Regions from separate parts of the Homo sapiens genome. Here region 1 is linked to region 2. The links are chromatin contacts, found by Hi-C or POLR2A ChIA-PET in ENCODE. All regions are on one chromosome and are shown on one strand. The core of a region is the stretch at or near the end of the contact, and the rest is flanking DNA. Distances in the headings are between cores, read along the strand shown.

Evidence for each region. A loop is a pair of places that touch in the nucleus more often than their neighbours do. ChIA-PET counts read pairs that join two places held with the same protein, here RNA polymerase II (POLR2A). Pooled maps may share reads with other maps.
Region 1: a map of aorta shows a loop between it and region 2 (2.6-fold over the local background). The contact joins the enhancer-like site here to the promoter of SPAG6 in region 2. A Hi-C loop is called at or near these places in 2 of 168 maps with a recorded cell type or tissue (aorta and ascending aorta) and 8 of 50 pooled maps. POLR2A ChIA-PET finds 5 or more read pairs at or near these places in 2 of 52 experiments (WTC11 and naive thymus-derived CD8-positive, alpha-beta T cell).

The regions. Positions count from the first base shown.
Region 1 is chr10:23,064,360-23,067,699 of GRCh38, forward strand. The region is part of intron 2 of LOC107984215 (a long non-coding RNA gene); the gene reads right to left. Among named protein-coding and RNA genes, the nearest start is that of MSRB2, 30 kb to the right of the region's middle. Within about 2 kb of position 1,337, at least 9 of the 41 ENCODE cell types and tissues checked have a DNase peak (open chromatin) inside an H3K27ac peak, as active enhancers do; they include ascending aorta, where a contact is called at or near this core.
Region 2 is chr10:22,343,714-22,347,025 of GRCh38, forward strand. SPAG6 (sperm associated antigen 6) reads left to right here and starts at 1,783. Exons shown (of 11, transcript NM_012443.4): 1 at 1,783-1,923; 2 at 2,010-2,105. The coding sequence starts at 1,899. RefSeq lists enhancers at 1,632-1,851, 1,812-2,628.

The DNA of each region.
Region 1 (3,340 bases), core at 87-2,586, 720 kb after region 2:
TTTGGGATATTGGATAGCAGTTCGGGCCCGGTTAACACAGCTCTCCCACCACAAATCACCCCACTGCATTCTCAGATGACACTGGCCATATAAGCGCCGCTGCGTTTGCAAGACAGTCTTTTGCTGAAATGTAAAACGAGGCTGGGGAACTGGATATAAGACATTGGCATGAGGATCTGGAACTGATCTGAGACCTACTTGGAATCCTGCTTTTGTTCTGCCTGCGTGAAAACATAATTTTGATTATATGGCATATGGATAATACCACACGGGCCCTAACTACCATTCCTGTCCAACTTCAACCAGTCTGCAAAAAGTTGCTGACAGCCAACAGCTGAAGGAAGATCTTTCCACTGGTTGCAGAGAGCAGGTGTTTGTATGGTGAGGTCTTAGATGGGGTAGGACACGTTATGCTGTCTTTGTAAACTAAAACCTTGCATTTGTCACCATGTAGAGAAAACAACATTAAAAGAAATGAGTTTCTAAGAAAGAACAAACCATTCTCTGGAATTGGGTGGAACTTTTTTTGGGGGGGTAGGATCTTGCTGTGTCACACAGGCTGGAGTGCAGTGGTGCAATCTTGCTCACTGCAACCTCTGCCTCCCAGGTTCAAGCAATTCTCCTACCTCAGCCTCCTGAGTAGCTGGGATTACAGGTGCACACCACCACATCTGGCTAATTTTTTGTTTTTGTTTTTGTTTGTTTGTTTTTTAGTAGAGACGGGGTTTCACCATGTTGCGTAGGCTGGTCTTGAACTCCTGACCTCAAGTGATCCACCTGCCTCAGCCTCCCAAAGTGCTGGGATTGCAAGTGTGAGCCACCATGCCCGGTCTGGTTGAAATTTCTTGAGTATTCACCACCATATCCAGCAAAGGAAAGGAAAAATTTCGGCTTGCTGCTTATCAGTTGCTATTTCTTTCTGGATAATCTCTTTCAGATAAATAACTGACGTGGCAGACTTCCTCCTTCCCTGCATGGCCTCCTACCCAATTTCTCCCCAAGATGGCATCTGGTGACTAGGGGTCTGTAGACTACCAGGCCCCACGAAGAGACCAGTGAGAGAGAACTGCTGGCATCTGGCCTTCCTTCAAGGAGGAAGGAAATACGATGTTGGTATCATAGTCCCAGCCATTTGCCTCTGTCCATAAATTCTGTGTGCTCTCCGGTTTCTCTGTTCTAACCCCAGGCTTCTGTCAGTCTGGTGACCCCCTCTCTAGGGGACACAGTAAGTTCTAGATTCCCTACAAACTCTACAAAGGATGTGAGAGCCAGGAGCAGTAACTGCCACAGGCCACTGGCCCAGACACTTCTCCCTGCCAAAGTTCTACGACAGCTCTCTGGCATGTGGAACTTGGCATGGAATGAAACGCAGGCATCACGTGGTGTCCTGGGAGGCTCAGAGCTGTTCTGCCGCAGGGAGATACAGAATGAGAAATGATTGGCCAGGAATTACCACCAGGCAGCTGATGACCCCTGAGTGGGCTTTCGCTCACCTTCCCTGAACCCCACCCCTCATACCCAGCTCTCTCTAACCCAAAGTTCAAGAGGAAATGGCCACACCCTCTCCTGGTATCAAACAGGCAGGTGCAAACTTGGAGCGCTGAGAAACACCAATTGCCCTCTGCAATTTAATGCACATTTAGCATAAAGCAGTGAAGGGCTTAGCTTTGGCTCCTGGGGCAGGAAACAAAATTTATGTAGCTAGATCATTTGCCTTTGGTGTATGCTTTATACTATTAATAAACTAGAATGGGCTCTGAGCTCTGTGCTCTCCAGTGATGTCTAGAAATATGTGGCCGAGGGTCACCGAGACCCTCTTCAGGTCCTGGTGCAGCCTTAAGATTTCCTACGATGATTTTACAGGCACTTTTAAATTGCCACAATTTAAGGTTACTATTTCAGTGTCTGGAAGGCACGATGTCTGGAATTCATAATCTTCCCAGGAAGCTGGGACAATATATAAAACAAAATTCACAGACGTTCCCTCTTAGGTGGTGGCATTTCAGGTGATTTTGTTTTTATCTTTGTGCCTTTCTATATTAAGTTTTCTGTATCAAATATTATTACACTGACATGTAGCAGAAAATGAAAACATTTTTTCTCTTGTTAATGTTTTCTTTATCTTTTTCTTTTTTTTTTTTTTTTTTGAGATAGAGTCTTGCTCTGTCGCCCAGGCTAGTGTGCGGTGGTGTGATCTCGGCTCACTGCAACCTCCGTCTCCCCGGTTCATGCGATTCTCCTGCCTCAGCCTGCCGAGTAGCTGGGATTACAGGCGCCCGCCACCATGCCCGGCTAAATTTTGTATTTTTAGTAGAGACAGGGTTTCACCGTGTTAGCCAGGCTGGTCTGGAACTCCTGACCTCGTGATCCACCCACCTAGGCCTCCCAAAATGCCGGGATTATAGGCGTGAGTCACTGTGCCTGGCCGACAATGTTTTCATAAAGATGTTGTTTATGTTTACATGGAGTGGGTTTATTATTATTGTTTCAAATGAATTAATAAATATTTAAATTACTTTGCTTTAATTTATAGTGCTGTAAATAGCAACACACAAAAACTGCAGAAATGATATTCTTTAGAATCTTCAATATTTAGAGAATAAAGGGGTCTGAGACCAAAAAATTTAAGAACAGTGATATAGAGGATTCAATAGGATTTGGAGACAGAGGATCTACATTCAAGTTCTAGTTCTGTCACTTAACTGACATTAATTTCTGTTAAGTAACTTAAGTGCAGTCTCTGAAGTCAGACTGTCTGGGTCCCTCATTTTAGCCTCGCTGTTTGCTGGCAGTGTGGCTTTGGGTGAACCATTTCGCTTCTGTCAATAGGGATGACAATAGCACCAGGTTGCTGCGTGCCTTAAATGACATTAGATTTCTAAATGCTGACACCTATTATTAGAACACAGTAAGAGCCCAGTAAATGTTAGCAATTATTATTAGTCTGAAACATTTTTAAGTGGGAAAAAGGTCCTTCCTTTTTTATTATCTCATGGTTCAAAATAATTAATAATAAAGTGTGATTCTTTTTTCTTTTCTTTAGAGTTGAGGTCTTGCTCTGTTGCCCAGGCTTTAGTGCAGCGGCACAACCACGGCTCACTGCAGCCTCGACCTCCCAGGCTCAAGCAATCTCCCTGCCTCAGCTTCCCTAGTACCTGGGAGTACAGGTGCGTGCCACCTCGCCTGGCTAGTTTTTTCGAAGTTTTTTTTGTAGAGATGGGGGTCTCACTATATCGTCCAGGCTGGTCTCAAACTCCTGGGCTCAAGCAATCCTCCCACCTCGGCCTCCCAAACTGTTGGAATTACAGGCGTGAGCCACTACGCCTGACCGGCAGTGTGA
Region 2 (3,312 bases), core at 533-3,032:
AATTTAACTAAAAGATATTGTTAATAACAGATACTCAGACTCTAAAGTAATTTACATAGCTTTTGAACGTATGTTTTCAAAGAACTTAGTAGCATCCCATACTGTGTTATGTTTATAGGTTTAGACCTCTCCCCCTCTATTGAGCTCTTAACACTTTTAAAATGGAAAACAAATAGTAAAGCAGTTGCTAAAAATGGCAGTTGGAGTAGCTTAAGAGTTTGAATTGTTTGTTTAAGGACTGAAACCAAATATAAAAACTTTTAAGGGGATTTTTTTTCATCATTCAACAAGGAACTGAAAATTACAAGGCTTATTTGCAATCTTAATTATTTACTCAATCTGTTTCCTCCCACGTCTCTAAATGGGAACGCATAACTTTAATTTTAAAGGACATATTCCCATAGGGAAATATAGATATCACTGTAAAACTTACGACTTTGAATTAAGTAAAAAGATTGTGGCCATCACTGGCTTTTGAGCTGCAGAAGCAGAAGACATGTACCTGCCCTTCGGGGGTATTAGGGACCCGACTAAACACACTTATTCTTCTCTCTGATTGCTGGACCATTCCCCAACTATTTGGAGCTCCACAAAGTATCAGGACTTCATCAAGAGCTCAGTGAAGGGTGAGATCTCAAAGATAAATATAGAGGACTCATTCCAAATATAGAACCAGTTAAGTTTGCATGCTCCCTTCTGTTGAAGAAATATCAAGGGGTTTCCTGTCTTGGCACTACTTAGCAGCAGCTGCGGCTATGTATCCACTTGACATCTGGTGAAATTGTAGTTTTTGATGGAGGAACATTTAAAGTTGACAACTGTCATTGAAACAACTGGTATATAGTTTTCAAAGACAAGCTAGAAACCAGTAATAGACTAAGTACTTCAATTTTGTTAAAAGAAACTGGGTAAAGGGTTCAAGTTATATAAGATAGGGAAGTCTGGTTTTCCAGGTAAAGGTTCTCTCTCTTTTTCTGTTGGAGATGTCATTCATCAACATAACGAAGCCTAAATTTAAAAGACTAAGACAAAATATTTACAAATCACATAAAAGTGAGGAAACAGCAAAATTAGTAGTCATTAGGAGAAAGCCAGGGAAGACAGGACATTCATCACATCCTTTCCTCATCTGCTTTCCTCACTGAGTCTCTGAGTGCTCATTAAATGCTTTCAATACAGTGTAATTAAGTGTGTGAACATGGTTGTCATGCTCCTCCAGGAATCTTGAAACCAGGAATGCCAGGTATATAACAGCGGGTTACAAAAGAAAACACGGATTCCTAAATCAGTGTTTTACTGTCAGTGCAGTGTTAAATGTCAATGCAACACTTAAGTTGCATTGACATTCATGTGTTGATCGGATTGTACAATGTGACGTGTGAGATTTCTCGGGACCGTCGAAGCTCAGACAACTCCAGGGCTGCAATTTACTCGTCTGGCTGCCCTCGAACCAGGCTCCCTTGGCGCGTGGGGCTCTCCCGGCGCTTGGTCCCGACCCGCGCCGCAGTCAGGATACCACGGCAATCTGGGGTCGCTTTGTAAGGAGCTCCGACCTCCGGGCAGTGCAGGGATACTCGACGGCGCGCGATGTCCCGGCGGCTCCGCGAGCCTGGCGCGCTGAGAGCCCCAGCAGTCCGAGTCCTCGAGCTCGGGCGTCTTCGCGCCGCCGCCCCGCTCAGTGCGCCCAGGCACCGCGGCCGTGACGTCACGCCCGGGACTGGCCGTTGCAGCAAGACGGCCGCGTTCCGGTTCCGGTAGGTTGCCCGGGAGACGCGGGTACACAGAGAAGCGGCTCCCGTCGGAGGCCGAGTCGTCGCCACGATCGCCCCCTTGGTGGACTCGCAGGCCGAGCGGCTTCCCCGCAGAGCTCGAGGAGGGCAGACGGCGGCGGGGGCGCCATGAGTCAGAGGCAGGTGCTGCAAGGTAGGGCCGAGGCGGGCAGGTGCCCTAACTAGCTGGCGCCGAGGAGACCCGGGTGCGGTGGGCTCCACCGACTCTCTCTCCCGCAGTGTTCGAGCAATACCAGAAGGCCAGGACCCAGTTCGTGCAGATGGTGGCGGAGCTGGCGACTAGACCCCAAAACATCGAGACGCTGCAGAACGCGGGTGAGCCCGGAGCCCGAACCCCCGTCGCCCCCCGCGCACTGAGTCCCCGACGCCTCCGCCCCGCTGCCCTGCCCGTGGAGCTCTTGGGGAGCCGCAGTGTGGGGACCGGAGTTCGCAAAAGCATCCATTCTTTTCAGCGGGTCTTTGGGGGTCAGGCCGAGAGGGTGAAGCTTCCAGATGGTTGTGGGAGGTGCGCGTTGTCCCTGTTTCCATCTTCATTGCACACAGGCAAGTGTCAGGTTGAAAGTCGAGGCCCTAGGAATTGCCTGGAGTCATTTTACGTGAATGGGACTCTACCCTAATGAGACCCATTTTATCCAAGTGCCATTTTGCATGCCACCCTGCCTTTGATCACCTTCGACTTCCTCACAGCAAAGCAATTCCAGTGGTTTAGACGTGATTTCTCGTCTTGCTTTAGTGAAAGGGGAATGATATGCTTGAATCTTTTCCAAGAAATTCCAAGTAGGTAGAGACCAGACTTTGCGAAATCCTTATGGCGCGTTCCTTCTACTCCTCAGTCCGGACTCTTGCAGATGTGAGAGGGGGAGAGAGGGGGAGAGGGAGGGAGAGAGATCTTCTTATCTCATAACATAAACTGATAAGAGAAAATGGTTCTTCTTCTTCTTCTTCTTCTTCTTCTTCTTCTTCTTCTTCTTCTTCTTCTTCTTCTTCTTCTTCTTTCTTCTTCTTCTTCCTCTTCTTCTTCTTCTTTTCTTCTTTCTTCTTTCTTCTTCTTTTTTTTTGGATGATTCTACCACCATCTGAACTGTAAGGTAGCATTTTATCACTACTGTGTCATGAGAAATCTTCAGTTTATAGGATGTGATCTTTAAAACTAACACATAATTTAAACAATTAACATGTTGACAGCAAGAATACTTAAGTGTAATGATTACTCTGGGTTTCTTTGAGGGGAATTACTACTGCACCTATGTGATACTTCGTTTTGTCACTAGGATTTTTGGCATTTATTCCTTGTGTGTTTTTATTGGGGGGCATGTATTTACAATAAAGTATATTTTATAATCTTCTAAACGCATTTTAGTTTGAAATAATTGTAGATTCACAACTGTAAGGGATAATACAGAGAGATCCCGTGTACCCTTTTCTCAGTTTCCCCAATGGTAACATTTTTCAAAACTGTAGTGCAATATCACAAGGAGGACATTGACATTGATAAAAATTCGTTGATCTTATATAGGTTTCC